Linked DNA regions of Mus musculus: region 1 is linked to region 2. A link is a loop called in an ENCODE intact Hi-C map of the cell type or tissue named here. Cell type or tissue: heart. All regions are shown on one strand. Each heading gives the region's core, and the rest is flanking DNA. Links, peaks and the distances in the headings are about the cores only.

Region 1 (16,187 bases), core at 6,378-8,877, 74 kb after region 2:
CATTTGTGCATTATCAGAATTGTTGGCTGATTAGTGGAAAGGATGTCGGTCCAGCATCAGGCATTTGAGTGGATATGAAGCACCGAGAATGTTAACTCTGGAATAAGATACCGACTTCCTGCTTGGCTACACCATTCTGTGCTCACCCAAGGGATGAGAAAGATGATGTCAACTGAGTGAATACCCATACATTTATAATAGGAGTGCTACATAATAAAATCCTAACGTTCCTCTCCTAGAGAAGAACAATCTCTGTATGCTAGCAGGTTGGTTTTGATGTCAAGACTCAATAAAACAGCCCAAGTGGGAATTCTTTATACACTTCAGATTTTGGTTAGTATCGGTGAACCACATGTCTTCCTGACTTACTGTTTGTTCCATACATTGTCAGCTTTGTTTTAAAATTATGAACAGTCAAATCATTATAGAAGGTAGAAATTGCCCTGTGGAGGCTTCTTTTTCCACCCCTATATAGATGTTGTAATACAAACAACCAAACATTACAATTTCAGGTCCAAACCCCAAAGAAGTTGTCTGTAACCTGGAACACAACGTGCTGCTTTCTATAAACCACGTATCACTTTATTTCCTGAGAGAAAGGGGGCATTCTAAAAGCAATGTGGCGCCTAAGGCTGGCCCTCCTCCAGGCTACCTCATGTTCCCTCTGCTACAGCTCCCTGCTTCTCATCAGGAGGCACATTCAATTCTATCTACAGCGTGAAGGCTTAAGGAAAAAAACATTGAACAGTTATGTAACCATCCTTGCCTGAGCTGGAGGAACTTAGTGTTTGTGCTCTCTCTGGCATGTCTTAAGCATTATTGTGTGTTAATGACTGTTCTTCCAATTATATCTCAGGGTCCTGAGAACAACTAGTTATCTTTCCTATGTATTACCTGGTCCTCTGGAGACATTTGTGGATCCCCCCCCACACCCCACACTTCCTTAGACATTTACATAAAGTTTTACCTAGTTTGATGACTCCTAGATCTTGGATTTGTAGTTTATGTTCCTTCAACACCCAGGGCAGTATTGGCAGCAAGCTGAGCCATAGCCACAGATATGTGTGTTTATGATGCTACTGAACATTCTTCCAAAAAGTAGAGTTTCTTACACACAGCTTGTGCCCATAAATCACCCTTATAATCCCTACCCCAGTATAGTCAGACGAACATCCAGGAAATAAAATTGGAAGTGTAAATCTTGCCTCCAAAATGTATAAGTATAGATTTTGCTTTGCTCCCCTGGGTGTTATGAGTTATTGGTGCTTTAACTTCATGACGTAGGTTCTAGATGAAATAGATTATCTTAGAAATTGTATCTAGATTTCAAGAAGCTCTTAATGGAAGACAAATGGTTGACAAATGGTTGTATGGAGGTCCTACATTAAATGAGTTGCTGGTGTATTGCTCTGGCCCCCACTCTCCCTCATATGTGACTTGCTAGCATCACCCTGAGCTTAAGGATTGCATTGATAACACATTAATTGTCTGGATTCTACTTGACTGTCTAACTGAGGAGAGACCTTCCTCTTACCCATCTATCTTCTCAGTCACCTCTCTTGCCAGTCCTTCCTTCCCTTGTCTCAAAGAGCAACTGTGCCCAGCCCTGTCTCATAGCCATGGACACTACATGTACACTGGTCAGTAAGGGGCACCATAAACATGCAGCCCTTCAAATACACAGGAGACTTCTGGGGACTTGGGTTTACTCTCTGGAGAAGAAGTTCTCCACATCATATTTGCTTTCTTGGGTCAAGCAAAAGTCTGAGAGCGATGCTCTCATCTGAGGGAAATTCACCAGTGGTTTTGAGAGGTAAAGAGGGTAAACCGATCAAAGTCATGTTCCCTAGTTCCTCAGAGGCTATTTAATAACTCTAGATGGTTTGAATTTGATTAAAGCAAATGGAAGCTAGCCAATGGGGGGGGGCGGTGGTTAAGCTGGAGAGTGACATTAACCTGTGCTAACAAACTAGCAATCTAGAGAAAAGAAGACGCTAAGCATGAGTATCTGTGTTCAGTGATATTAGGCTACCACTGGAGAGTCCGGGAGAGAAAAAAGATATAATGTCAGTGTGATAGTAGCCATGGAAGTAGGAGTGGCCTGGGCAGGTTTCAGAAGACTTGGGGTAGGGGGATAAGATGGGTAGAGACCAAAGGATTAAAGATGGAGGTGACCAGTTCAAGTTCCATATCCCCTATTGTTAGGAGCCTTAGCTAGGCTCACCCTCATAGATTCCTAGGAGTTTCCATTGTCCTAGGTTTCTGTGTCATTCCAGAGATGCCACCACCATAATTCCAGTTTTCTCTCCCTCTGTCCTCTCCACACTTGATCCCTTTTGTTCTTCTCTCTACTTCTTCTCCAACCCAGTTCCATCCCTCCACAAACCCCCCACCTTGCCTATTCTTGTGGAAGAGTGAAGGAAGGATTGAAGGACCCAGAGAGGTCAAGGATAACATAAGAAAACCTACAGACTCAACTAACTGGAGACCATAGGGGCTCACAGAGACTGAGCTACCCACCAGAAAGCACTCATGGGATGTAACTAGGCCATCTACACATGTGTAAACAGATGCACAGATTGGTCTTCATGTGGGACCCCTAACTGTAAGAACAGAGGCTGTCTCTGACTCTGTAGCCTGCCTTTGGACCCCTTACCCCTAATTGGGCTACTCTGTCTAGCCTCAATAGGAGATATACCTAGTCCTATCACAGCTGGATAGACCAAGGGGGTTGATATCCATGGCAGGCCCCCCTTCTATGAGGAAGAAATGGGGGGATAGAGGGAGAGGATGTGAGAGGGAAGGCCTTGGAGGAGAAGGAGGAGGGGAAGCTGCAATCTGGATGTAAAGTAAATAATTAAATTAATTTTTAAAATATAGAGTAGAGGTGAATGAACAGAGCACCTCAAGGATAATTAATGCTCAGGACCCAGAATGCAGAAATGCTCTCATGTTTGGGCATCCTCTGAAACAGAATGCATTTCAAGGTCAACCGGCTTGAATTTGCTTTTGCTAAGAGTTTGGTATATATAAAAAAATAAAGGTAAAGATACAGTCAATAGAGATATTCAGGAAGCAGATTGTCTGGCTCTGAAGGTCAGGAGAAAGGCCTTTGTCAGAGCAATCAGACTGCTGAGATGGCGTGCCCACAAATGCCCTTCATTCCCATAGAGTGTGTGTTTTTATAAGGCAAGCCAACCGCTCCTTTAAAAACATTTCATAGTTTATGTTGTCATTTTATGACTTTCCCCTCTTATCCACATTTCCATGGCTATGTCTGGTTTCCCAGTATTTCATTCTTAAATTTCAATTTGTTAATTTTTTTCCCTTTTGTCTGAGTGAAGCACTAGTTCAAAGCATGGTATCCATATCCAGAATTTTGTAACATCCTTATAGTTTTTCATGTAAGTCTTTGCTGTCTTCTCAAATATATCTGGTTTACTTTATAAAAAGAAGGGCCTTGTATCCTTACAGGTTTCTGGAAATGGTTCCTGCAGGTAGAGTTACCCATTTGCCTTCCTGTTCATCGTCCCTGTAAAATGTGGTTTATGATACTCCTCCTCATTTATCATGCTCCTTTGCCATAACTAGCTAAGTGACCTTGAGCAAGCCACCGTCCTTACTGTCCCCTCAATATGAATAGCACAATCTTCTAGAGTCAATGTGGCCTTAAGACCTATGAAGAATAAGTTTGAACAAACTTAGGGATCAGGATGAGGGAAGGCTGTTTAAAAGTTTTAGCTCTTTGGAGGAACCAGATCTTATTAAATTATTCAGGATGTAATAAAGGGGACTTTATAAGATCTTTCCCTCATCTTTCTACATATACTAAAAGACCTCGATTGCAGCTAAAATGGAGAGATGGAGGTTAGGAACATTCTCAGAAGCGATAAGCGCTGCTAGCTCCGTTCTACTGGAAAAATTCTATCAATTTTTTTTTTTTTAAGAAAAGAAGAGGGGCTTATATAAAAAATGAAGGAAAAGGAAATTGCATGTGCAGATGTGAGACACCATCTGTGTTTCTGGATCTCTTCCACACTCCACACCTTCAGTGAAAGAAATTGTTGATTGAAAGCTCAGATTTTGCTGGCTAACGTGGTAAAAGCTTCCTGTGTGTTGCTTCTCAGGGATTTTAAAAATAGATGGCTCTGAATGAGGGCGTTAATTTTTAGCCCCATTGTTCTGGCCTTTGCAACTCGGGAAGCGTGCCATCAGTGACCCCACACTTCCATTCCCACCCAAAGTGATTAATAACACGGAGAACTTACAAGGTGCCCGCCAAACACTGGGCCCTCTGCATCAGCTCAGACTTTGGACTGTAAATAGCATTTGCCTCTGACTGCAGCTTGAGTCTGTGGAATTTCTTGGCCTGGAACAGAGTCCTGTGTTGTGACTTTGAAGAACTCAGCCATTGGTGTAACCGCAACTAGGTAGTGTCATGAAGTTAGAGACGCATGGCTCCAATTTGTGTTTCTTGTTTCTTTCTGATCTTAATGCTGTCAGTGCCCAGTCTGTGCCAAGGCCCAGGCCCGGGTCTGCTGTGGTCTCTGTTGCCCAGCCCCTTACCATTACTTAAGTAGAACTATCTCCCATCTCAGCATAGCTCTTTACTCTGATCTTATCTTTAGTGATGAAATAAGATATTTGCTTTAAATTTGAACCTACTTTCTCTACTTTGATGTAAAATAGGTTTCAGTGTGTTTCCTAATCTTAAGTGTCCTGAGCATTATATCTTTACATGTATCTATTGGGCACTTCTAAATGGTGCTTATTTATAGAAGAATTCCAGGGAGAAACAACTGTGGGGCCTTGCTCTATTTAACTGTGAATGGATCTGACTCTCTGAATCTCTCTCTCTCTCTCTCTCTCTCTATCCCTTCTCCCCCCTCTCTCTCCCAGCTCAAGTAGCCACTTCAGGAGCTGAATGTACTCCTAAGCACCTAATGAAGGAGGTTGTGAGCCGCATATTTTTAGAATTAATGCATCCAATACTGACAATGTTCTTAAGTAGCTTGATTCTTAAATGTGTGGCTTAAATGGATTCTTAAATGCATTTCTTGGGTCTGGAGAAGATGGCTCAGCACTTAAGAGTGTGTCCTGCTCTTGCAGAGGGCTCAAGTTTGTTTTTTAGTAACCGTGCGGGACAGCTCACAACTGTAATTCTACTTCAGAGATTTTGATACCTTCTTCTGGCTTCTGCAGGCCACTGAATTCACATGAACTCACTTCACACACACACACACACACACACACACACACACACACACACACAAACACACAAACACACACAAACACACACACACAAGCACACACAAGCACACACATTTAAAAGCTATCTTAAAGTTTGTAATAAACACAAATTTTAAATGAAAGAAATCTCGCTGAAGAGCTACTGACAATTGATAGCTGATAGGAGAGGACTCTTTGTGGGTGTGTCCCTGATAGGCCAGCTGTACCCCAGTGGAAGGCCACACATACACGTGTATATGGGCGGCACAGACTGAACTAGATATATCTGCAAAACAAAACAAAAAATAACACAAATTATGTGCAGGGGGCAGTTATGGGGTGAGTTGGGGAAAGGGGATGAATATGACCTAAATACATTTTATGAAATTCATAAAGAGCTAAAAATGAAGAGGAAGGAGGAAGGAAGAAGATAGACTAGAGTTTGGGGTCTAGAAACAAACAGGGTCCTTATATGAAGACACAGATAGTGAAGATCTACTATCTGAGTGGTCTCAGAAGAAACCAGACTCTATCCCTAACTTAATCTAGATTTATAACTTGGTCTGGAACATGTAGCCTCAAGAATTGTAAAGCAGTAAGCTTCTGTCATCTAAGACATGCGTGTTGCATCACGATGGCATCCCTAGTAATCCAGTACAGCTGAATTTAAGAAGAGAATCTTTAACACATTTAAAAGGAGAGATATAATGGCTCTCTTGTTCTCTCTCTCTAAAAGCCTCATTAGTAGTAAGAATGTATTTGGTGCTGTTGTATACATTCCTCCAGGGGGAACAGGGAAACATGTGAGCATTTTTCTGAGCATTTACATCTCAGGCAGGTGCAGTTTTGTTCTAGTGTATGACTTCAACCCCTGGAATGAGTCTTCCTACTTCACTACTATTCTCAGATGATCCAACTAAGCCAATCTTGAGATTCCTTGGTATTCTTCCATTGTATGCCAAACAGAACTCGAGGGGAGGGTCTATTTCAAGTTTGACCAAATGGTGGTGTTATGGGTTGAGCATGTCCTACGTTCTCCTTTCCCCTGTCCAAGCATGCTTTAGTTGCATTAGCTAGCATCTTTAAAAGGGCAAGAGAAACACACACACACACACACACACACACACACACACACACACACACGAGAATAAGAGACAGAGACAGAGACAGAGACAGAGAGATATACAGTCAGGGAGAGAGACAGAGAGAGATATACAGAAGAGAGAGAGAGAGAGAGAGAGAGAGAGAGAGAGAGAGAGAGAGGACCCTTTTGCTGGTATCACATCCCTGAGTGTTAGTCCTCACTAAGTGTACTGTCTATATCACAGAGATCAGACCTGTGGAGAGACAAGAGCAGGGAGAGGGAAGATGTTGCCATAGACAGCTTAACCTTCTTCTGCCACCATTAAGATTTGTTCGTGGAAAGAACAGGAATATTGTGGTTATTTTTTCATGGTAAGAGTTAAGAATGGCTGCTTGGCACTACTTTGACAATTTAAACATCCAGGGGCAGCCGAGCCAAATAAGCATCTGTATTTGAACTAAGAAACTGTATCATCATTTCCATTTTTTGACCTTGGCCAAAAGTTCCTTGGATGATGCAGGGTAACTCATGTGAAGACATACTCAAGTCCGGAGAATACACGGAAGCTGTTTGAGACTCAGGCTTCGAACCAACTCAACTGCTCCTGTCATCATACTGAACATTTTGTCATGACCTTCTTTTCTCTGGGAAACTTTCATCCCACTCTATGAATTTCAGACAGTTTATTTTCTCTTGTGCTTCTCCCCCCCCACGCCCCCCACACATTGGTTTTAAAAGAATTCATCAAATAACTTTCTTTGCATTGAATTAGCTTTGATATGATTCTTGCTGATCTTTCATTAGGCTTAACTGTAGCTTCTGGGACATTTGTTCATATTTTCATAAGAGGGATGTCAGCCAGTTGTCACCATGTGATGATGGGGATGAGTGTAGCAGGGGACTGAACTATGAAAAATGAAGATAGTAAGTGTTGCTATTTACACTGAGAGACAAGGAGAATACTTGTTCAAATATTGAAAGACACATAATGAGTAAAAGATGTTAGTGTTTCTCTAGATTTCAAAGTTAGAATGGCAAATGGAAAATACACGGAAGTTGGTTTAGTCTCAGTATAATTTAAAGAACCAATTTGAGCTATTAATATGTAATAGTCTTTCCATTTTCTAGTAGGTCACGGCAGGCTGGTTTCTCTGTTGCAGTACCCAGAACAACAAAGACAAATTAGTTCTTTTTCTCAGAGCTGTGGGAAGAACCAGGACCTGGTGAACTAAACTACAGATCGGAGGCCTTCTGTTGATTCTCCTCTCTCGTTCCCTGGGGCACTTGCTGGCTGTGTGTGTGTGTGTGTGTGTGTGTGTGTGTGTGTGTGCTTGCTTGCTCTGAGCTCTGAGGATTGGACGTGGCCCAGGCTGAATGTATCTCCTGGGAGTCAGGAAAGCCAGCAACACTTGTACTGATTGTTCAGGGTTAAGATAGCAAACTGGAGATCCGCGGCATCTAAAGCACAGTCAGCTCTCTCCACTGGATGCTTGCTGTGTCCTCGGGCTGCACAGGAAGCTCCAGGCCTGGGCTGAATGATTCAGCAAAGCAGAGGGAAAAACCTCAGCAGGCTTCTGGGAGGAAACAAACCAGAGAAGCTGGCAGCAGGGAACAGGGAAAAGAGAACTTCAAATGCAGTCTGAACTCTCTCCAAGATCTCAACAACCTCTTTGTGGGCACATGGGTAGGGTAAGAAGTCAAACATTTCTGACACACAGAGAGAGAAGGGGAAGGAAAGGGTAACAGGAGAGGAGAGGAGCGGGAGGGGGAGGGGGAAGGGGAAGGGGGAGGGGAGGGGAAGGGGGAAGGGGAAGGGGAGGGGAAGGGAGGGGAAGGGGGAAGAGGAAGGGGAGGGGAAGGGAGGGGAAGGGGGAAGGAGAGGAGAGGAGAGGAGAGGAGAGGAGAGGAGAGGAGAGGAGAGGAGAGGAGAGGAGAGGAGAGGAGAGGAGAGGAGAGAGCGGTTACTTCTTTCCCATCAGAAGATAAAGGAGATAAAGACATACCAAGAGTTCAATTAAGATTCAGGGATTGTCACAGATTATAAATAGAGGAAAACAAACACCAGAGGACACCCTAAAAATGCAGCCTAGCCCCAGTCCCACAGACTCCCTGGGCTCTCAAGTACTATTCTGACAGGAGACCCCTACTCTGGTTGGAAGATCCAGTGCTGCTTCTGTGCCATCTCCATTGTGTAGTAAGAACAATTAGACAGACAGAAGGTAAAGCAGAGAGAATGCAGCAGGGGAAGCAGATGTGAAAGACAGACAGTAGGAAGGGGCTCGGAGATGCCTGTGACGCCTTCACATGATCAAGGGAAGAGGAAAATGGTCTCAGATGATCATCCTAAATTTAGAATCCACACAAAACAACCAATCAGGTAGTTCTTGAATTGAATGAAGCTGTGGTTAATGAAGTGTGGTGAGGTTAAGCACAGCAGAGTATTTGATTAGCAAACTGGAAAATATTAAGATTAAAGCATGGGGTGGGGAATGAGGTATTGTATCAAAGACATTAGGTTAGATAAAAGGTTTAAGAAGATGTGAAAATAAATCTCCCCAACAAGAGTCTAGAACGCATGGTTTGAAGAGTTCAATAGAGGAAATTTCCAAAATTTCCCCCAAAGATGCCCATATAAATAGATTGCATACACTTAACAAACTATAGCAGGATAAATACAGTGTAAACATTCTAAAGTGTGTCCCACCAAAGCCATTGAGGTTAGATGATAAGGAGCTCTTCGTGATGGTCAGAGCAAAGGGGGCTCATTCACTTCAATGATCAGGAATCAGAAAAAGAATTAACTTTTCTTGGAATGGAAGATGATGAATTAAGTATTGAGTGTTCAAAGAGACTTAACTGCCAGCTCTGCTAAAATGTGTCCAGGGAATCTCTATACTTCCAGAACGTAGAAAGAGAGGCTTATGAGAAGGCTTAGGAGGTCCGTGCTTGCCATGTAAGCATGAAGGCCAGACTTCAAATCCCTTGAACCCATGTAAAACTTGGTCCATGTGAGTCCCCTTCACAAGCAGAGCAGGGATTGAATCTGACTCTGTTGCCTCTCTTTTGGATCCCTTTCTCCTAGCTGGACTGCCTTGCCTGGCCTCAGTGGGAGAGGATGCACTTAGTCCTGCCTGAGACTTGATGTGCCACAGTGGGTTGGTACCCATCGGGGAGGGCTTCCCTTCTTAGAGTGGAAGGGGAAAAGGGGTGGGAAGAGAGATGTGTGAGGGTGGAACTGGAAGGAGAGGAGGGAGGGAGGCTTAGATCCAGGTGTAAAGTGAATAAATACATAAAGGGGAAAATCATATGACTCCTGATTTCATTCCTTGTGTTCCACTTTTGATTATTTTCCCCCCTCTGATGATTCCTGAAACACAAGGATGGTCACAATTCTGTCCTTGGGTCCTCGGTTTTCTCCCATATTGTGCAACTCTTTCTCTGCCTGCAACTGCGCCCAAATCTGTATTCACCATTTATCTCTTGACTTTGAATCTATCTCTAAATGGAAATTCTTACTGAAGGTTTAGATCACATCTTCAGCTGTGTCCCAGTCAGATACACCTGTCAAATTCTTGCCTGATTCCCTAACTTAGCATATGCTAAATTCTTTATTTTTAAAATTTCACATTTTTATTAGATATTTTCTTCATTTACATTTCAAATGCTATCCCCTTTCCTAGTTTCCTCTCTGAAAATTCCCTATACCCTCCCCAAAATCCCTGTACCCAAACCCACCCACTCCTGCTTCCTGGCCCTGGCATTTCCCTATACTGGGGCATATAATCTTCTCAAGACCAAGGGCTTCTCCTCCCATTGATGGCCGACTAGGCCATCCTCTGCTACATATGCAGCTAGAGACACGAGCTTTGGGGTACTGGTTAGTTCATATTGGTGTTCCTCCTATTTGATTGCAGACCCCTTCAGCTCCTTGGGTACTTTCTCTTAGCTCCTTCACTGGGGACCTTGTGTTCCATCCAATAGATGACTGTGAGCATCCACTTTTGTATTTGCCAGGCTCTGGCAGAGCCGCACAGGAGACAGCTATATCAGGGTCCTGTTCTCACACCAGTCAGAATGGCTAAGATCACAGGCCCCCCAATGGAGGAGCTAGAGAAAGTACCCAAGGAGCTAAAGGGATCTGCAACCCTATAGGTGGAACAACAATATGAACTACCCAGTAGCCCCTAGAGCTCATGTCTCTAGCTGCATATGTATCAGAAGATGGCCTAGTCGGCCATCAGTGGGAAGAGGCCCATTGGACTTGCAAACTTTATATGCCTCAGTACAGGGGAACGCCAGGGCCAAGAAGTGGGAGTGGGTGGGTGGGGGACTTTTGGGATAGCATTGGAAATGTAAATGAAATAAATACCTAATTAAAAAACAAACAAAAAGCAAACAAAAACAAAACAAAGCAAAACAAAAAAACAGACAAAAACAAGACAGACATAAATTGTGAGTACATGCAAATCTTAAATTTTATGTGACTCTGAAGAGAGTTAATAGCTCTTCTCAAAAGACTCAAACTCAAAGCCATTTCAATCCGATCTATGCAATAAATGCAGAAATCTGCTTGAAAAAAAATCAGGTGACAGCAGCTGCTGACAAGGATGTGGAGAAAGAGGAACACTCCTCCATTGCTGGTGGTATTGCAAGCTGGTACAACCACTCTGGAAATCAGTTTGGTGGTTCCTCAGAAAATTGAACATAGATCCAGCAATACCACTCCTGGGAATGTACCCAAAAGATGATCCAACTTGTAATAAGGGACATGCTCTACTATGTTCATAGCAGCCTTATTTATAATAGCCAGAAGCTGGAAAGAACCCAGATGTTCCTCAACAGAGGAATGGATACAGAAAATATAGTACATTTATACAATGGAGTACTACTCAGTTATTAAAAAGAATGAATTTATGAAATTCTTAGACAAATGGATGGATCTGGAGGATATCATCCTGAGTGAGAAAACCCAATCACAAAAGAACACACATGATATGCACTCACTGATAAGTGGATATTAGTCCAGAAACTTAGAATACCTAAGACACAATTTGCAAAACACATGAGACTCAAGAAGGAAGACCAAAGTGTGAACACTTCGATTCTTCTTAGAATGGGGAACAAAACACCCATGGAAGCAGTTACAGAGACAAAGTTTAGAGCTGAGACTGAAGGAATGACCATCCAGAGACTGCCCCACCCAGGGATCCATTCCATAAACAACCACCAAACCCAGACATTATTGCATATGCCAACAACATATGCTAAATTCTTTTCCTCACCACAAATTTGATCCATTCTTATAATGTGAACTACCTACTCCATTGCCTCCCAGTCTACATCCAATTACTAGGCCTATCCAATCTCTCTTTTACCATATACCATATCTTGTCTTCTCTGTATAATTGACTTTACTTCAGTTTGATTGCCCTTCATTACTTCTTAAATAATTTCCAAAACTATCCATCCTCCAATAGTCTAGCCAGCCAATCCATTTAGCATATGAGTACCAGTCCTAATTCCTCTTATCAATCTGCCACTCCTTTGCCGGGTGACTTAGCAAGCCCCTACCCTTCTGAGATTTGGCTGATGGGTTTCTTTGTATGAGGCTAGGAATAGATTTCACCTAACCCTTTCAGCAGAACCCACAGTTGCTCCCCTTGTCTTCTCACTGCATGGTGCATGTACTTTCAGGCAAGCCTTTCACATGTTTTATTATATGCATTTGTAAGGCTGGAAGTGTGCCTTATTTTCTTGTTATGTCCAGCACGTAAGCATGCCCAGCTTGAACACATTAATTAATGACCAACTCATGCACAGGAGAGTTGGGCACTTAGTCCGAATCTGTTTTCCAGTTTCCCATTCTGAATTGCCTGAGAGTTTGCTAGAAGTAATCACTTTTGGATCACATGTTTGATCCAGCTGAGGCCAGCAGATTCCCTTTATTACATAAGTTTGAGGAATGCTGGATTCAGTTATTACCTTTGTTTAATTTCATACCTTTTAAGCAGCAAGCACATGCATGCTTAATATACATGCGTGACGCGAGACCTATTAAAGTTTGTTGACTAGTTGCTGGTACTAAAGTGATCAATGGAAACATCATTACAAAGAGTTATATAAGGAATGAAATGAACAGGGAATAATGATTTTGTAAGAGGGCAATTGTTTTTCTGCTTACTCTGTGTGCCATGGTCTATTTTTCCTTGAATATTAAATAAGAAATACTGAACAAAAAAATTACTGAGGTGTTCACTCTTTGCAATGTTTCTAGGATATACAGATACATAAAATATACATAATCAATTTTTTTCATTTCTGTTGTATATAGTTTCCTTAAAAGTATTGTCATGACTGTGTCTTAGTTGGCTTTTACTCAGTATTTATGAATGCTTAATATTTATCTTGAAATAAATGGACCCTCAGATTTCTCTCTCTCTCTCTCTCTCTCTCTCTCTCTCTCTCTCTCTCTCTCTCTCTCTCTCTCACACACACACACACACACACAGCATCTTCATTCCAACATGACAAACACTCAATGGCATACAATCACCCACATAAACAGAAATCTCATTTTTCAAAACTAAGGAGCAAAATTGTTTTGAAGCCCACAAGAGGGAAAGTTCTAGTGTCTATCTCATGATTTGAGGGATTACAAGTAAATCTGGGAGATGCTGATGAATTTGAAATAAAATATATTTTGTATCTTAGTTAAGAGGATTTTTTGATAGGTAAAGACTGGAACTATTGTTCTAGTTTTTGGCATAGGTTTGAGAGAATGCTCATTTAGTATATTATGTTTATATGCCTACATAAATATAAGAACATGTGTAATATATTTATATATGATAATATACATGTATATAGATATATAATACCAGTGAGCTTTGTGAAGGAAGATTCATATGGATTCAGTGGGATGAATTTGATCTCCAAAAATAAGACTTCCTATAAATTCTATTATAAGCTTTTGGAAATTAACTCTCATACTTTAAGCATAAATACATAAAAATAGCCTCTGTAACTTTAATAGTACAGTAGAAACTTCTTCTATTTCATATTTGCCTTCTATGCTTGCTGTGTGCTCTTTGTGTTATGAATCACCAGCCAAAGCTTCTGCTCTGTTTGGATCTAATCCTGTACCAGCTTTAACTTCTCCTGATATCACCTTGCCTTTGGGTGCCATGTTTTTGAGTGTTGAGTTTCTGGATTATAGCATTTGTGTTTGGGCAACTTTTAATTGCAACTTAATGACTAAGGAACCATTCAAATCATTCCACAGAAGCCTTAAAAGCCATGAGGCTACAAATTAAAATTTGGGATGAAAATTCCCAGGAGATGACATATTTTTCTCACAAAGGCATTTTCTAGAAAATGGACAGGATGAGAAGTTCAGATTTACCTGCATGATAGGGACCTTTTGCATGACATGGTAAGCCTCTGTGCCATGACATGGCTTATCTGAGCCTATTGTTCCGTGTCCACCTGTGAGTTTGGGTACAACTTACATCCCAAGACATAGTACTTCCTATCTGCCTCCGGCCTTTACCTGTACACACTTTAGGTCAAGCTTCAGTGTATGTCACTTGAATAAGGATTTTTTTTTTTTTCTGTCTACAAAAATCTGCCCTTGGAGCTCCCAGTTGACTTTATTTCCACTTACTTGAAATTACAAATGGGTGTTTAAATGCTATAATATTTATTTACATTTCCTCTACTTGGCAGCAAAGTGGAGGAGATTTATAATGTTTACAATTTTAATTCTCACACAAAAGTTTTTCAAAGTGAGGAAAACAAAACATTTTGAGATGGAGAGGAAACGAGGTTACGTCTGAGCAATATTTGACGCAAGGAAAACACAGTCTGTTTAGCAGCTAAGGGATTCAGAAGACCTTTAAGGCTTATGACTGTAGATTTGATATTGACGTCAACAGTACATGTAGTATTTCATATTTAGCTAAACTTATATATGTATGTGCATATGTATACCTGTATACATATTTGAGAGATGCATGGCTAATTTAGAGAACATGATTTTTATAAGAGTGATTGAACTCCAGTGAAAGAAGACATCACTGGAGTAGAGAAAGTAGAAATCAACTTGCTCGTCACTCCTGGGAAGACTGAGAGAACACTACATTTTCTACAAACTCCTAAGCGTCTTGTTGATCATCAAAACTCTGAAATAAGAATAATTACCAAAGACATTTTGATGGTGTTCTTTTGTGACTGGCAGTCTGCTTTCGGGAGTAATTTCTTTTGACACTTAACTTTTTCTATTCCTATTTTTCACTTGGGTACTACATTATATAAAAGATAAGGCCCAGCTTTCATTGGTTAAAGATAAGTTGATCATGATATCATTTCTATAGCATTCCACCATTCCAAGATTAGCACGTGTGCTCCCTAATGGGCCATGTGTGGATATGTTTTCTTATAACTGTGGTTCAGCTTTCTTGTAGATTCTTGATGTCTGCATTCATCTCATGCATGAAGAAATTCTTTGGAGGACCTGCTCAGGGAGGTGTCTTACCCATAACTAGAAATACCCAACATCATGTCTCTCATGTTGGAGTGTAGACAAATGGCTATTTGTAATAGAAAAGAGACTGGGAAAACAGGACTTCCATGAGCCCAAAAAATAAAGAGCAGCTTTGCTGAATAGCTAGCTAGCCCGTCAATTGTTATTTTCCTTTAATCTGTCATAATGCTGGAGTAATCCACACCCTTACATAAATCATTGAGACAATAGTATATGGCTATATTGATTATATAACCTTATTGATTATAAGACCATCTAATCTTAAAGGTCCTTTTTGTTTTGATTACAACGTTAAGAAGGCAGAAATTTCTAGCTCCAAGTGTTAGAAGATGCCAAGGCTGAAGAATGGGTATGTAGTTAACCTGGGGTTAGACACATGGCTTCTGGGACTCATCTTGTCTCCATGCTTCTCAGGCCTAAGAAGAGGCCTTGCAGCCTTTCTGCATGGAGCCATGGGGGCACAGCTACCACTGTGCTTATTGGGTCACATGCCTGCTTACACATGCTGTAAGCATGCTGGCTAGAGCCATAGGTGCTGGCAGAATACAGAAGCTAAGAAAGTTGTATAGCTCATTTACAACTCAAGTAGCTACATAGTCTTTATTGAAAGTCCTTCCTGCCTCATCTATTTTTCTTTTCTTTAGAGAAAGGAACATGTTTTTTTTGTTGGTGGTGGGTTTTTTTTTTTTTTTTTTTTTGCTTTTTTGTTTGTTTTACTTTGTTATTTATTTTTTGTAGCTGAAAGTTGCACGCGCTCGTGTGTGTGTGTGTGTGTGTTTTCCAGGCAAGCAATCTTGCCCTTTGTCTTGCAGAAAGTCTCACCCATATGAGATAAGTGATATAACTACTGTTCCATTTATGACTCAGGAGCACTGTGTTCCCTGATTAAGACATAGTCATACATAACTGGTCCTAACTTACTTCCTGATTACCCATGTGCCGATAAAACTCATTTCCAGGGGGATGTTCACATCTGCCTCTTCTCTTAAGGTCTCAACAACACCACCATCTATCCAAGTTTACTTTGGGGAACTAAGAGTTTCTTGGGCTTCTTTAGAGAGCATAGGTTAGCCTTTACTTGCAAGGGAAGTAAAGTACTTCTTCCTTAAGAGGCTATACTAGAACAGCCTTTACAGGTGTGGACAAGGGTTTCGCTGTAGCTACATGGATGGAGAGTCCTGAATCTTCCACTAACCACATTGTCAGGTGGTTGAGGGCAGCTGCATACTCAAGCTCTACTTCACCCTTCTGTAGTGGATGCTCATAGACCTCCAACGATCCCAGCTGGGCGTATCCTTTGTAAGGAGGACAGCTGAACTGTTCAAGATGGTG
Region 2 (16,187 bases), core at 8,213-10,712:
CACTTTGCTCTCTTCAAAGAAGGTTTCTGCCCATTGTCACATTAACTGACATATCAAAGGAGGCTGCAGGAGGTCAGATGTTGAAACATTTGTCAACAGATGTGTCTGTCTTGTCTAGTATGCCCATCTCTTTACCCTTTCTGGATATTGAAGATTCTCTTCTGAAGAATTAAAACGAGGACAAGCCTATTTTTTTGGCAAGCTGAGTTTGACATCTGGGGAATGAAGGTGAGTTCATCAGATCTTGAAAAGGGGCACCCGTGTTTGCGTGAAGTCCTGAATGGTCACATTGCTCCCGTGGATGTGATGCTGGAGACAGACGGACAATGTTTGCCCTGCAGCCCTGGCTTATGCACACCAGAAAGGTGCTTAGCGAGCATAGGCAGGACCTTAGGGAGGCAGAGGAAATTCAGGAAATACATTCCCTCTTTCTAAAGCTGCTTCTGCATGGAAGGAGACTGTTGCTTCATTAATTCTGGGAAGAGTTCATGGGGTGCCGATGTGTGCATGCGTGCCCCAAAGCCTCTGTACTTCAATGGGACTTCTCAGATTTGCTAATGAGACTCTGTGTTGTCCCCAGGAAAACTACCCTGCCACCAAGTTATGTGACCTCCTTCTAGTCTTTTGTCCATTCATATCTGGGATTTTATATTGAATTACAGTTCTATTTATGTGGTACTTAAGATTTTTGCATATTTCGATGAAAACTTCATCCCGGGCATCACAGTCATATTCAATAATAGAACAAAACTGAATATCCTTAAATTTACCCAAAGTGTTAACTGGGGAACTAGAAGTCAGTGCCTCTTCTGATTGGGCTGTGGGGCTGGGGCCTGGGGGAGTATGCTACAGTATCTAGTCCACCTTAAAATGGGGAGTATGCTACAATATCTAGTCCACCTTAAAATGGGGAGTATGCTACAGTATCTAGTCCACCTTAAAATATTTTTTATTTAAACATTTATTTATTGTTTGTGGGGAAGAGCATGTGTATATCATAGGATACGTATGGAAGTCAAAGGACATCTTGTAAGAAATGAATTCTCTCCTTCTACCAGATGCATCCTGGGAACTGAACTCAAGCCCTTTAGGCTTGCCGCCAAGAACCTTTACCCGGTGAGCCATCTCCTTGGCCCTCTAGTTTTGTTGAGTCAATACTTTTTAAAGAGACTGGGTTAGTGGTGCCCTCCTTGTTTTGCTCCCTTCTCACAGATTTAGTTTTAAAAAAAAAAAAATCAAGTATCTGCTGATCATCTCCTTCCACAGTGGCAAGAGCTAGTACAGAATGATATTTAAACTCATACATAGAAGTTAAGCACGGAACACACCACACTATGTCGTCCTTTGGCAAAGCCAAACTTAGAATCTACCATCTTGCATATGAGCTCTGAGCTGCCATCGCCACCACTTCTAAGGATGGCTTCTAGTTTCTTTGAGCTGAAAACCATCTTTGTGGGCAATACAATCATCTTTTGGGCATGTGGGTTTTAGGGTCTTCTACATTTCCCTGGCCCCTTGGAAGTAATACATGGAATTCTAAAGAATTCTGTGTCCATATTACACACTATATTTTAACTGCTAAATAATCACCTTTAAAACAAGAAAACACAAATACCAGTAAAACACCCCACACTTCCCATATCATGGCAGATTCATTTATCATAAAAATCCTTAAACCCTGAGAAAAAGCTTTGCTAACAATGCTTCTTCCTCGGCACTCTTCTTACGCAGCAGTTAGATGTAGTAGACCTTTACAAGTTTGGCATAGTGCTATACTAAACAGCTTGGCTTTGAGAGACTTTTTGTTCTATTCTATTCTATTCTATTTTTTTTTTTTTTTTTGAGATGGGCTCTTGCTAGATAGCCTTTGATCTTTGCATCCTCTTGCCTCAGAGCAATAGAACGATGGGCAGGCACTACCACACCCAGTGTTTATTTTAATTCATGTGTTAGCAACACCAGCCTCTTGTAGCTATGAAGAGGAAAAGTAGACACAAATGGACAGCCCTCTTTTACCATGCTAGATAAGAATGTCCCCTCTTAAAACCCCACTGTTCCTTACCCCTTCCTGTTCCCTCAGGCCATTTGGTTATCAGCAGATGAAAAGCTAGACTTGATTTAAAAAAAAAAGATTTATTTGTTTATTTATGAAGGTAAATGAGCACTCTATATGTGCATATGCCTGCATGACAGAGAGCACGAGACAGAAGAGGGCATCTGATCCCATTAGAGACAGTTGCTGGGAATTGAACTCAGGACCTCCAGAAGAGCAGCTAGTGCTCTTAGCTGCTGAACCATCTTTCCAGCTCTAGAACTGATTCCTTACTGTCTTTCTTTAACCCTCACTTTGATCATTAAATGTGATGACTATGCCAAGAACGTGAGTCCTGAGGGCTACGTTTTCCGGTCACCCACCCACAGCTATAACCCCATCTCGGCCACTATTACTCTTGGATTCAAGACCATGGCCTCACAGACCTACTTTAGCACATCTGACATTGAGTGGCTTCCATTTCAAACTTGCTTTCTGCTGGGGACAGACTTGAACCTTCCTGAACAACTTTGCCTCATTAAAACAAATACAAACAAACCCTGCTCTCCTCCTCTGCAAAACAAAACAAATTCCCCCAACCCCCACAATTGTTTTCTTATTCTTTAATCCCTTTTTGCAGTCTAGTCTTTCATTCCCCTTCCAGTCTGCCTCCCTGTCCCACTTCCCGCTGCTTTCCATCCCATACCCCCTCTCCCAGTGCCTACAGAGGCTGGAAGAAGAAGAAGAAAAAGAAGAAGAAGAAGAAGGAAGAGGAGGAGGAGGAGGAGGAGGAGGAAGGAGGAGGAAGGAGGAAGGAGAAAGAAGAGAAGAGAAGAAAGAAGGAAGAAGGAAGAAGGAAGAAAGAAGAAGAAGAAAAGAAGGCTGTGGATGACCTGGAACTGGACTTTGGATGGATGTGAGCTGCTTTGTGAGTGTTGGGAACCCAACTTAGGTCTACTGGAAGTGCCTCGAGTGTTCTTAAATGCCAAGCCATCTCTCTAATCCCTCAGTAAATTCCTTACTTTAACAAGTAATCTCAATGACTGAATAATTTATCTTCATGAGATACATAAGTTAAAAAAAAAAAGAGAGAAGCCCCAGGGGTCAAAATGTTACCCTGATGTCTTTACCATACTGGATTCCGGGAACTAAGGACTGAGTTGGTTGCTGTGCCTTTCTCTTTATACCACAGATCACCTCTCATCTGTTACTTTCAGTTGAAAAAAGTTCATTTTTTTTCCTGAAGATTCATTTTCTCAAATTAGATTTTCCACATACTAATAGAAAAATAAATTCAATGATAAAACTTTTAAGGTTATCTGAGAGAAATGGAAATAAATGAACTGTATAGGAACAGCAAAAGTAGACTTTTTTGATATCGTAGAGTCACGAGACAATTTCAAATGTTCCATTACGTACTCTGAGCAGCAGACTTTTGTGTCTTAGTACTTTTTTGTGCTAATGTTTGAGTTACGTTCTTAAAGCTACTCTGAAAGGAAGGGGCCAGAATCCCTTTTCAATCAAGCATTATAAGCAGTCTTGTTGTTACTGTTCATTATCTGGAACAGGGCTTCCCTGAATACCTCAGTCTGCGTCAAACTTGTAGTTCTCCTTAGCCTGCTGAGTGCTAGGATCTTTGAATGGTGTGCATGTGAGACAGTCACCATTCTCATTAGATGTGTAAATATTAAAATGAGACTCCCCAGTGAATTCATAAAAGAGCAGAAATATGAACTATTATCTCATGAGATGTATCTTTTCTGTCTGAGTGCAGTGAGGATATCGAAATGTAGGTGGCAGAATTCTGTTAGGGGATCCAGAAAGCCTTCAGAATTGGCTTCTTGTTGTATAATATGACATTCACATCTGTGTATCACCTGAGGGGAAAATGAGGGATGGATTTATTTAACATATAGAATACTTAATTATCTAAATGAATGCATCTCTAAAATGGTGGAATTTAGGGAAGCTAATATTAATGAAACATCTATTTGAGAAGTTTTAGAGCATCTTCCCAGTGCCAAGGATCCGTCCGAGACACTTTCAGGTCCTTGTCATTTCCTGGTTCACTCACCTCACTAGTTCTTGCTTTAACTCTGAGGTCCATGAAGAAGTGGTGGTAATTCTTCATATGCTTCTGGTTCTTGACAAGATACTAGATCAGAGAGAAACACAATTACCACAACCCCCGCCCCCACAACTCAGAACGCCCCCAAGTCAATAAACTACAAGGAAGAGTTGGTGATGTCATCATATTTTGGTGTGTTCAAGTCCAGTGGAGAGTAAAACTTGAAGGTTTGTATGAGCCAGCAAGGAGTGGAAGGCAGGAGGGAGAAGGGCAGAGAAAGGATGAGGAAGAGGAGGAAGAGAAGGAAGAGGAGGAAAGAAGAGAGAAGCAACAGACAGGAGAGAAGACGGAGAAAAGAAAATCACAGACGTACAGGGAAATGTACTGCTGGATTTGAAAGTCCTCATACACTGAAGGCTTGGCACAGCTAGAGCATAAATAGCTTTTCTCATTTGTCTCTGTTTACCAAGAGCATTAGCTTCCTGTGGTTCCATCCAGCAGGCCCTTTGGAGAGCTGCTTCTGTGTTTTGACTCCGGAGGCAAAGGGCACATCTTGTGTTTTAGTTGCTGGGTTAATTTACTTGGTTGACAATCGTGTATAGAGTAGGTAGTGCCTGTTACTGTCCTGAGATCTTCATACCTTCTGTAATCCTCAGCCACTCTGTCATGAAGGGTGTGTAGATCAGTTCCACTTCTTCCAATGAGGAAATCAAGGCACAGAGAACTTCCCACCAAGTCACCCTCTGTAGCTCAGGCTCCACACTGTGGTGCCCATCAATGCTCCCTCCCTCCGTGCAAACACACTTCAATTATATCAAGGGAACTCAAACTACAAAGTAGTTAAAAATTTCAAATCAAATGCTCATAAGTTGCAATTATTTTTAGTTTATCAAGAAAGAAATGTACATGCTTGTCAGAGATAGATATGTCCTGCATAAATTATAGCACACACTTCTTACACCAATTTTTGGATATCGGTTATTGTCATTAAATATGGTGAAATATCCCAGATTTACCTGAGCTTATAAACCCTCCTGAAATGCATAACCCATGGAAATAGTTCTATTTCTTCTACAGAAAGAAGTTATTTGCCCCATAATTTGTAAGTCCTATATAGATACCAGGTGGGGTTCCTTGGGACAATTTTTATTTACTTTCTGCCAGAGGACTGTGAGGGGATTGTATGTGTAGCTATGGCATGAATAAATAGTGTGATAGGTTCTAGGTTCTATCTAGGTTCTCTAGGGAAAGAGAATACAAGTGTAGCTACCTTGGCATCTCTCTGCTGTTGTCTCTCTCTCTCGCTCACACACACACACACACACACACACACACACACACTTAATATTCTTTGTTAGTTTAGCAAATTAACACTTGTTTTTTTTATGTATCTGTAGGTTATCCACTTATGGAGCAGTTCATTATAACTTTGCTGGTCATGGAGAGCTATGTATGTAATTCATAGCAGAATATTAAATTTTAGTTTATTTGAACCATGTTGCTACATACATTGCTTTTGGGTCATTTCAACATTTCTGTGCAAGTTCCAGGGGATTACCTGTTTAGTGTGTGTTGTGGGATACACTTTATAGACAGGCTTATAGATGGTCCAATCCCCATGGTCAAAAAATCATATTTGGAAACACCTTACAAGCATAATATACTGGGTCAAGAAAGGCATTTCCCCCCAGAAAAATTTTCTTAATCAACATTATCAAATTTCAAGGCAGAATAAATGCATATTACAGCAGTGACCAAGAACCACAAACAATATTAGAAATATTTATTTACCAAACATCAGGATTTTTTCATTTTGTGGTGACATTTTTTCCTCTGTTACTAGTAATTTAAGACTGGTGTGAGATGGAATCTTAAATCTTAATATTCATTTTGCTGGTGGCTGTGGATGCTGACACTTTAAAAATGTGTTTTATGTATGTCGGTGCCTGTTATTATTGTGGCTCTGAAACAAACTTCTTCATTCTTTTTGTTCAGGATCGTTTTGGCTATCCATGGTCTTTTATGGATTCCACATAAATTTTAAGATTATATTTTCTATCTCCATGAAGAATAGCCCTAAGGTTTTGATTAGGATTGTATTGAGTCTGTAGATTGCTTTTGATAGGATGGCTGTAACCATTCCTTGATCACGAAAGGTCTTCCCATCTCTTAGTATTTCCCTTAATTTCTTACTTTGGCATTTAGAGTTTCCATTGTCTTATTTCCATAGACTTTTTTTTTTTAATGTGGCTATTATGAGTGGGATTGTTTCCATTTTCTTTTTCAGTATATTTTATCACTGGTGTATTTCAAGGTTTTGTGCTAATTTTTTTTTCTATCACTTTGTTGAAAGTGCTTATCACAATTCTCAGATACATGTAATGGAGACTTTGCAGTCTCTTATGTATAGAATCATACATGGAGCCTTTGTGGTCTCTTATGTATAGAATCATACATGGAACTTTTGTGGTCTCTCATGTATGAAATCATATATGGAGACTTTGGTCTCTTATGTGTAGAATCATATATGGAGACTTTGCAGTCTCTTACGTATACAATCCTACCTGGAATCAGGGATTCTTTGATTTCTTGTTTTCATACTGGTGCCCTTTATATTTCTGTCCCTTGTCTTATTGTCCCTTTTAGTAAAGACTTCACAGAATTGGAGCAGAGAGAGTGGACACTTGATTTTTTTTTTTAAATTTTACTGGGATCAAAGCACTGTGATCCCCCACACCCCATTTAGAATTGTATTGGCTATAAATTTGTCATATAGACCTTATTATGTTAAGATATGTGCTTCCATCCTAACTCTTTCCATGTTTTCATTAAGAAAGCATGTTTGGCCTTTGTCCTAGTTGTTTTCTCCATGTACTGAGATGATCACATGATCTTTTCATTAATGGATGCAGAGAAAAACTAAAATAACAACAACACCTCCCACCCCCAAAACCCCCAAACCTTAAATTCAGACATCAATACAGGCACATAAAATTTTTTATTTTAAAAACGTATCATCTAACTTATAATTTTTCATGTTATAATTTTTTTCTCAAGAAACAGTTGGACATTTTCTTTGCAGCCTTATTATTTGTTGCTGTGAGATTCAGTTTTCTCTGCCACAGCTGCAAATTGCAAACCGATATTTCAGTGGACTAACGGGATGGATGTGTCTATAAAGTATCCAAGTTGCAAATTGAAAAAGCATTACCAAGAGGCAAGCATGACTTTTTCTAGTATCATATTACAATAATCTCAAATCTTTTTCCCAACATGGCAAAGCTTACTTAACTGATTTTCAAAGTCGTCCCAGAGAGGAATGGCGAGTACCTGGGAAAACAGGAGCTACTGGCCAGAGAAGCTGGTCATGGCTGCCCCTATCACAGGAATGTAGATGGAACAGCGGGTCTAGAAGATCTTTGCATGCTTGCAGGGAGTAACATGGGACTGTGCCCATGGTGAGGACCCTTCTGTAGATCCTGGAATTCACTTCCAGGGCTGTAGTTCTTAAAAATTCTTAAAGAAAACAAACAAACAAACAAACAAACACCTTCATTAACACAGGAACCAAAGGCATTTTCTGTGGAATTTTGAAGACTGAAACATCTCCTAAGCCTCGCTAGAACTCTATTTATGACTTAGGTTCCTTTGGACTGATGCCATGTGGTTGTGTTCTGAGCAACTGTCATAAAGTGGGAAATTTCTTTCCTAGGATTAAGTGAGAGTCAAAATAAGTCCTGAACTCTGGACTTCTTATGCTTTTCCTCAGGTTAGAGGAAAGTTGGTCCATCTGTGATTTGAATATAGTTGAGATGCAATGGTATAGTTTGAGTTAAATAGGTATAGAGGCTGAAGTCAAAAAGTGTATTTTCTTGTCAAAGCACTCTCTTTCATCTGCCTTAACATCACCATCAGAATGTTAGGTTATTCCAGTGGTTCAGCAAGCCTTGTGATATATGATTTTGAAGTGGAAGTTTCTGGTTGTGTCCTGTGACACAAACTCATATGATGCTTTGCTGAGGCAAGGCCCATGGGAGCACACGTGGTGTCTGGAGAGAGTATAAATAGGACTCAGCTGACAGTGAAGGGGTGCTTGCATAGCTGGACTCGCAATTCTTCATTGGTCTCACATCTTCACTGATCTTTACTTCATCAAGAGAGACAGGGAAGAGAACTCCTGGCATTCTGCCTGGTCCTGGTCACTCCCACTGACTAGTGCTGATTCAGTGGAGGCCTGGTGGCTTCTGCTGGATCTTGCAGCCATTGCTGATTCATGATAAGTGACTCTTCTAAACTAGACTACTGGTATCTTGACAAACAGTAATTAAAATTCACCCCCCCGACCCACAAGATGACTTCTAAACAGGTCAAACTTCCCCATGTCCTATTTACCATCTTTTCTCCCCTCCCTTTGGATGGTGGGCTAGAAGGAGGGAGAGGGTCAAAGAGTTCAAAAAACCTTATTAAAAGTCAGTTTTTAAAAAACTAAGTCTACATGATTTATAGGGAACAATTATGAAAATATAGGGCTTCCTTTATAAAGGAATTTATGATATCAAACTAACCTGCATACAGTCTCTTTAACCCAGCAGGTCTACTGTTGGTTACAGGGAGCAAACAGATATGCATAGATGACCTTTCTCTTATAAATGTGTGATGATACACATAGCATTTTTTTCCCTGAGTGGGAGACCAAGAAACTATTAAAGAGGATATCAAGAGAGGGGACCTTGGGAGAGACAAATACAGTTCAACCTCACTAACTCAGACCATGTTCTATTATCTCAAACGTGGATAACCCACCCTCAGAACAAAAGGCTGTGGGCAGTCTCTTTTTCTCCTATGAAGCCACCTTCTTTTTCTGTATGTAGCCATGGACATACACACATTCTGAACTTTCATAAGGGTTACTGTTCTCCTGGTATGGAAAACATGATTTTTTCTTTTGATAAATCAAGCCTAGGGAAAATTGTATCCATAAGCAAAAGACTGAATTACCAGCTTTTTTTTTTTTTAATTTATCATGTTGGTGTATTTTGTAACTGAAAAGGCACAACTATACAGTTGCTTATTAAATTGCCAGTTGGCATGGACCCAGGTTGCATATGCCTTTAAAAACTATTCTAAAAAGGACTAGATGCATCTAAAAATGGATAAAATGCTTTCTGGTTAATTTGTTTTTATAAAATTTTTATCTGTGCTTCTAGTCGTGACCTTATATATCTTATAAAAATAGAGAAAGAAGTCAAGACTAAAGCAGCTGCATCCATGTTTTTAGTGAATGTTCCCATAGAAAAATAGCTGCTTTGGCCCCGACTTTCAGACGCCACGTTGACACCGGTAATTTGGGGACATTATCAGTCAAAAAACATCCCTTCCCATGATTGGTCTGCTCCAACCAACCAGCATTTCTCCTCAGTTCTGTATTCTAGGAGGCTGAGCGCTGCTCTGAGGGGGGTAATTTGGACTTGGTTGTCTGGTGCACAATGCAGGCATTACCGCACACGACCTCTCTTCCTGGGGATAATGGCACAGCTGGGCTGCCAATTGGGCTGAGGAGAATGATGTCAGGTTTGTTTTGCTGCCAGCAATGCTGAGAGGCCAAAGCACATTTGCCTTCGCTGGAGGAGACAGGATCCTGATGGATATTTTGCTGTTATGCAACTTTTGCTTGGTCCAAATCTTGGAGTGTTTTTGTAAGCACTGATGAAATCTGGTGTGATGTTTCCAAAGGCTGTGCAGTTTAGACATTTGGGATTTTTCTGTGTACACTGCTACAAAGAGTTGGGTGGTTAGACTTTGATTAAATGATAGCGCTGACTATGAAACAAACAGTATGGGGTTCCTTTGTAGCTCTGGTATAGCAGTTGAGATGGTGAGGGAGCAGTCTCCCCACTGAGGCAATTCTGCATCAACCTTCTTGAGAACACGCATGGGCTCTTTTACCATCCCCTCGGGCCTCAAACTAGGTGCATCTTTTCACACTGAGACCAGACCAGACAGTCCTCTGCTGTATATGTGTTAGGTCCTTGGGCCAGCTCCAGTATGCTGCCTGCTTGGTGGCCCAATATCTGTGAGATCTTGGAGGTTCAGGTTAGTTGAGACTACTGGTCTTTCTAGAGGGTCACCCTCCTCCTCAACTTCTTCCAGCCTTTCCCTGATTCATCTGACTTCAGCCCAATGGTTGGGTGTAAGTATCTGTAGCTGTCTTGGTCAGCTGCTTATTGGACCTCTCAGAGGGCAGCTATGCTAGGCTCCTGTATGTAAGCACACCATAGCATCAGTGATAGCGGTCAGGCCTTGGAGCTTCCCCTTGAGATGGATCCCAGTTTGGACTGGCCACTGGACCCCCTTACCCTTTTAAATTAAAAAAACAAAACCAAAAAAAAATCCCCCCCCCTTTTTTTTATTGTTTCAGCTTTTGAGTCTTCCTTCTTTCATGGAGATCATTCTAAGTGTGTGTGTGTGTGTGTGTGTGTGTGTGTGTGTGTGTGTGTGTGTATTGCTCATTCTCTTTTTATCTTTTGCTTGCTTGTTATACAATCAACACTGCAGATATTAAATAGGCCCTAAGATCAAGTGTGGCAGGAGTCCTTGGAAATGGAAGGTACCATCAGTGCACACTGCTGCCATAGCCTTCTGAAGAGTCCTGGGAAAGGTGTGCAGAGCCCCATCTGCTCCAGCTTTCCTTTAAGATGTAAGGTATTTGTTGTTCCATGGAAGGCCTCGTTATACTATTTAAATGATCTATTTTTATGATTCAGCACCATCAACGTTTGAAAATGAAACCCAGTCTACTGCTGTGGCCTGTTATTTCAGCACACATGAGGAGCCAGGGAGGATCAGGTCCAGTCTTGACTACATGATGAACTTGAGGCTAGCCTGGGTTACACAATAAAATTAAGTCCTGAGTGAGTGACAGAAAAGACCATGTCTAGAAACAAAGTTTTAGAGGTAAATATTTGCTTTTCATACTTTGTATCTGGCCCTTTAGGACACCTATTTTTCTTTCTATTTTTAGGGCATTCTTTTTTCTTTGATATAAAACAGATTTGGGTTAATGGGCTTTTAAAATTTCGCTACACACACACACACACACACACACACACACACACACACACACACATCCTGGGGATCATGTTTGCTCAGCAAGTGCCTTACTGGATTCTCCATCTCCCCAGACCTTCTCGCTTTCTTTCGTAACAACACTTATTTAAAATTATGATCATTGTAGATGCACATTTGTAATACATACAGATAACTTATGAACCAGTCTATATAATTACAAACACAAGAGATTATTAGCATAGATTTCCCTGTGCTAGTGCTGAACTGATGGCACAGCCCTCTCTGCTATCCCCAAACAAATAACTGTAAATACTGCCAACTTGTAAATTTCCAGATGGTTTGAAATTTTCATGTACTATTAACAACATCGGAAAGCAAATTTAATATGATTGGTATTTTCTAATTATACCATATTATAGAGAAGTGACAAGCTTGCCAATTTTAAAAAACTTTCTGGTCATTGCTATTTCGAAGTCCAGTTAGAATCAACAGGTGTGTGCAGGTGCTGCGTACTAGGCCAGCTGTGGTTTTCCACTGTGAACCCAAATAGCAGCCAGTCAATTCCAATGCATCAAGTCATTCATCTGTTTGATTCTATGTTCCTGTATTTCTTTAAGGGATTTATTAATTTCCTCTTTAAAGGCCTTGATCATCATCATAAGATTGGTTTTAAGGTCATTTTCTTATGCTTCACCTGCATTCGGATGTCCAGGGCATGCTATCGTAGGATATAGCTGGGCTCTGGTGGTGCCATATTGCCCTGGCTCTTGTTGCAGGTGTTCTTACACTGGCCTTCAACCCTCTGGGTTTTGCAGTTATTACAGGTTTAGATGCTTATTTCTGAGTTTATCTCTGTTAGATGGATGGTTTTTGGATGCTTTCCTCAACTTGGTTTCTGTTTCCTCTGTCTTCTGGCCTGTGTGGCCTGGTGTTCTGATGACTAACGAGTCTTCAGGTCCAGTAGGATGTCTCCCTGGGTTTTTCTGGCCTGTGTATCCTCTGGGGTTAGGGTACTAATCTTGCCTCTGGGGTCCCTAGTACCAGTGGGCCTGGAGACCTAGACTCCAGGAAAGCAGGCCAAGTTGTGGGCCAGAAGATGGAGTTCATGGGCTGGTGTGGCTTTTAAGGGGACTTGGCAGGCAAGGGCTTGGGGCAGGGTCTTGCCTGGTTGTCCCTGGTGCCAGTGGGCCTCCAGGAATGTAGGCAGAGCTGTGGGCTGGAAAGTGGAGCACAGGGAACAGAATGCAGCCCCCCCCCCATGCTTCTCTTTACTAATATAGTTTTCCTAATACAGTTTCACTTTGGGGCTTTAAAATAACTGCCCCAAAACTAGAAGAGTAAATATATTGTCTTAAGTCTCCAGTGTAGGCTGAGCAATTCTGCGATGTTTATTAGAGATAATTAATAGTTTTCTCAACCTTTGAACAACTGAACTTTCTATTGGGAAGAAGTTTGAGCCTTCACCTTTTCTGACCTCTGATGCTCTGTATGGGAATGCTATTTAGGTTTAATAAGCACAGAGATTACCACCTGATCCCCTTCTCTTCATACCTACCGTTAAATATCGATCTGAAGTTGTCTGTTTCATTCATTCCAATTTTCAATGGAAACTTGAGATAACAAAATCATAATCTAAAATATAAAACACAACATAATTATATATTCCTTATATTCTAGCTCTCTTACTGTACCTGAAAATCCATTTGTGCTATTTCCTGCTTATATTGAATAGATATGTCATCCAAGTAGACAAAGGTATCCTCAAATCAGTGCATATTTTGACCCCTAGGAAAAAAATCACTTGAAAGTAGTACTCCTCCTGTTCTTACAGATGGATATCTTAGGAAATGTAATGTTTATATAAGTTATAAGATCTCCCCGAAAGGGAAGCACAGGCTAACACACATCAAACAGAGTAACACAAGGGAATATTATCTTCTGGATTCCACCCTCCCAGGGTTGGGTCCTGTGCTTCTCCAGGCATACATCAGCTAGCAAGTTGTCGCTGTCACCCGAAGAAGAGCTATTTAGGAGAAGGGAGGTTTGAAGAGCAGAGCAGCATCATACAAAAATAGTATTTTGTAAATGTGTATGTGTCATGGTATGGTGTCTGTGGAGCACGTGTAACCATGCCCCCCTACAAAGTATAAAAACCCCCAACACTAAAAAGAGTTAAGGAATATTGTGCAAAAGTGTTTTTAAGTCAGATAGGTAGTCAGCCAAGCTTTAATTCATTCTTGAGAAGAAAGGTATATGAACCATTGCTACACACTATTGAGCATATGGCTTACAGATGTGAAGTGGTTTTTCTGTTGCGTTTTGGAGAAGATTGTTTCTGACGCTCACCAGTCATGTTTGCTGCTAGTCCACTCCTGACTTGTGTGTGTGTATGCTCCTGGATCCTCATTCATTCTGAGACTCCATACATGGTTTTCACTCCTACTTTAGGCGTCATAAACCTAAATACACACGCATTTCCACACACATGTAAGTTCAATGCTTCCCCGCAGACATGCATCTGAAGGTGACTAAGCAAACAAGCATTAGCTCTGAAAGAATTTCCCATTATAACACACAACATTCTATTTAATAAGTACAAACCATGCCTGTGATGTAACATACTCAGAGTGATAAATGGTTTTGCAAATAAGTTTGAACCTTAGGATATTTTATTCTGGATTTTGATATCTGTTTCTATAAATATCTAACATGATATAGTTGACTTTATTATCCACAATTTAGTGTTCTGTATTGGATTATTCATATAAACCATCATCCCAACAGATCTTTAAGCCCTAGATTGGCGAAGCAGAGGTGGAAGGTGGAGGAATGTTGTTGGAGTACTGTCTCATTTTTGAAAATGCTTTAATTGAGAGCATCCATTTCTCTGCATTCGCTCTCGCCAGGTCTGTACATTAGGGGACCACTGCTGCCTCCTGCTATTTAATGACTATGGCAAAGGAACATTATGCAGAGATAGAAGGGGGATGTGTAATTTTATAATGCTTGTGTGAGTGTGAGACAGAATTTGAGGATGGTTAGGGTAAGGTAGTTTTATGCTACGATTTATCATAAAATGTTTTTCCTAATGTCTTCGAATAAGAATTTCTCAACCTTATTTTCTGCCTCTAATAAGTATGTGAGAAACTTATAACTAATTGGATGAAGTGTCACAGCCCTATATGCAAACAATTTGTGAAATCACTGACGTTAACAAAATTGAAGCACAGTAAAGGACCCAGACCATCTGTGGAACTACGTTAGAACTAACTTAGGGGCCTGTTGATAGTGGCATTGCTTTTCAATATAGAGAAGGCAACAGAATCTCCTTCCTTTGTGGGTTGTTAAATAAGGTATGTAAGCATTTATCACAATAGTTAGCACACACATATATCATCTATCTTCTATTTATCATCTATCTATCTATCTATCTATCTATCCATCCATCCATCTATCATCTATCTATCTATCTATCTATCTATCTATCTATCTATCTATCATCACCTATCATCATCATCATCATCATCTATCTATCTATCATCTAATTATGCTTGTCTTAGCTGAGTTTCTGCCCAGGATGACCTCAAACTCATGAGCCATCTCTCCCATCAGCCCTTGAGTGCTAAGACTGCAGGTGTGAGCCATCATACCCTGATTATATGTTTATTTTTCATTGGCCTTAGTAACTGCCGGTACTTTTTATGGGATATGGTATGAAATTTCAACCCACGTAGACAGTGCACGATGATGAGAGAGCTGAGTAATGGGTACACATGTCCACCCCAAACATTTATGTAATTATTTACTTGGTGTCCTTTGGAAAAATTCTCAATTCTTTTCTAGCTCTATTAAAATATTCAGTTAATTCTAGTGGAGTCTTTGAAAGTGATTTTTAATCACCAACCACTTATCAAGTGCTTTTTATATTATGATATTCTAGTAGATTTACTAACATTAACTTATCGCTGTTGGATTATTATACTGCTTATTAGATATTAGCAGCATGTAATGCCTTCAAACGAAACCAAATGGTTTGGTGGAAATTGGCCAATAAATAACCTTTTGAAAGGTTTGTTTTGTCTTTTTAAAAAAATTATGTGTTATCGTATATTTCTGTGTAGAGTTTAAGCTGAGCATATGAGTGTAGGTGTGGAGAAGCTAAGAAGTCAGATCTCCCTGGAGCTCAGAGGCAGTAGTGCGTCACCTTACGCGGGTGCTGAAAGTCGAACTCGGTTCTCCTGCAAGAGTAACACACATTTTAAACTGCTAAGACACCTCTGCAGCCTCCAGCAGATAACTTTTAATGTAGCTTTTAATGAAACCATCAGTGGTTACTGTATATACCCGAAATAAATGGTGAGTTTTTGTAAACACTGGCTGGACCCTCAAGGAGCCACTGAGCACAGCCCCTTAAGCTTATCGTAGCCTCCGAGGAGACTCAGATTGCTGGCAGCTCCTCATGCTTGGCGTATTTCAAAGGCTGGCGCCAGATATTTACAAAGCCCAGAGCAGAGTTGCCAGAGAACTGCTGACAGACTTTCTGTCTACGTTTAGACACCGTTTTGATAACGCTCAGACAGACGGTCTCTGCCAGGTACCACTTCCGCTCACGGTAGGGCTGCAGCCACTGTAGACCTACTGGCCTGGGTCTTCCATCTGAAGATGGATTCTGTCGCCTCTTTTCATCAGACTCGTGATCTTTAGCCACAGCGCAAGTGGAGTAAGGGAGGCGCAGGAGCAAGGTTGCTGCTCCACTGCCGGGGTATCACTTTGAGACTGTTCTTGGCTGAGTCTGGTTACGCGGCACCTCCCTGTGCTTCACCCAAGCACGGATTAATAATTCATCCCGCTCTCTGCCCTTACAGAAAGTGAGAGATGGCGCTGCGGTAATTCGCTATTCACTGTGTCTCTTAGGGCAATCTGGCCTCTGGGCTTCCTCCCTTCTGTTGGGAAGACTTCTCTGTTCTCAGCTTTGGAAGGTTTCCTGTCTGCCATTATGCATTCAGCAATTTGTTTTTT

Evidence for each region. Peaks named below come from ENCODE experiments on the same cell type or tissue, not always from the same donor. Only the 100,000 strongest peaks of a DNase experiment are listed, where the experiment ranks them.
Region 1: it touches region 2 in a loop (2.0-fold over the local background); 2 of 42 quality-filtered maps call a loop at or near these places.

Annotation. Positions count from the first base shown.
Region 1 is chr10:63,946,787-63,962,973 of GRCm38, forward strand. The region is part of intron 7 of Ctnna3 (catenin (cadherin associated protein), alpha 3); the gene reads left to right. The region is part of intron 2 of Lrrtm3 (leucine rich repeat transmembrane neuronal 3); the gene reads right to left. Among named protein-coding and RNA genes, the nearest start is that of Lrrtm3, 140 kb to the right of the region's middle. In heart, for the core only: no CTCF peak of the experiment used is centred there; a DNase peak (open chromatin) is centred at 7,665; H3K27ac peaks cover 745 bases.
Region 2 is chr10:63,870,936-63,887,122 of GRCm38, forward strand. The region is part of intron 7 of Ctnna3 (catenin (cadherin associated protein), alpha 3); the gene reads left to right. Among named protein-coding and RNA genes, the nearest start is that of Gm30644, 61 kb to the left of the region's middle. In heart, for the core only: no CTCF peak of the experiment used is centred there; a DNase peak (open chromatin) is centred at 9,656.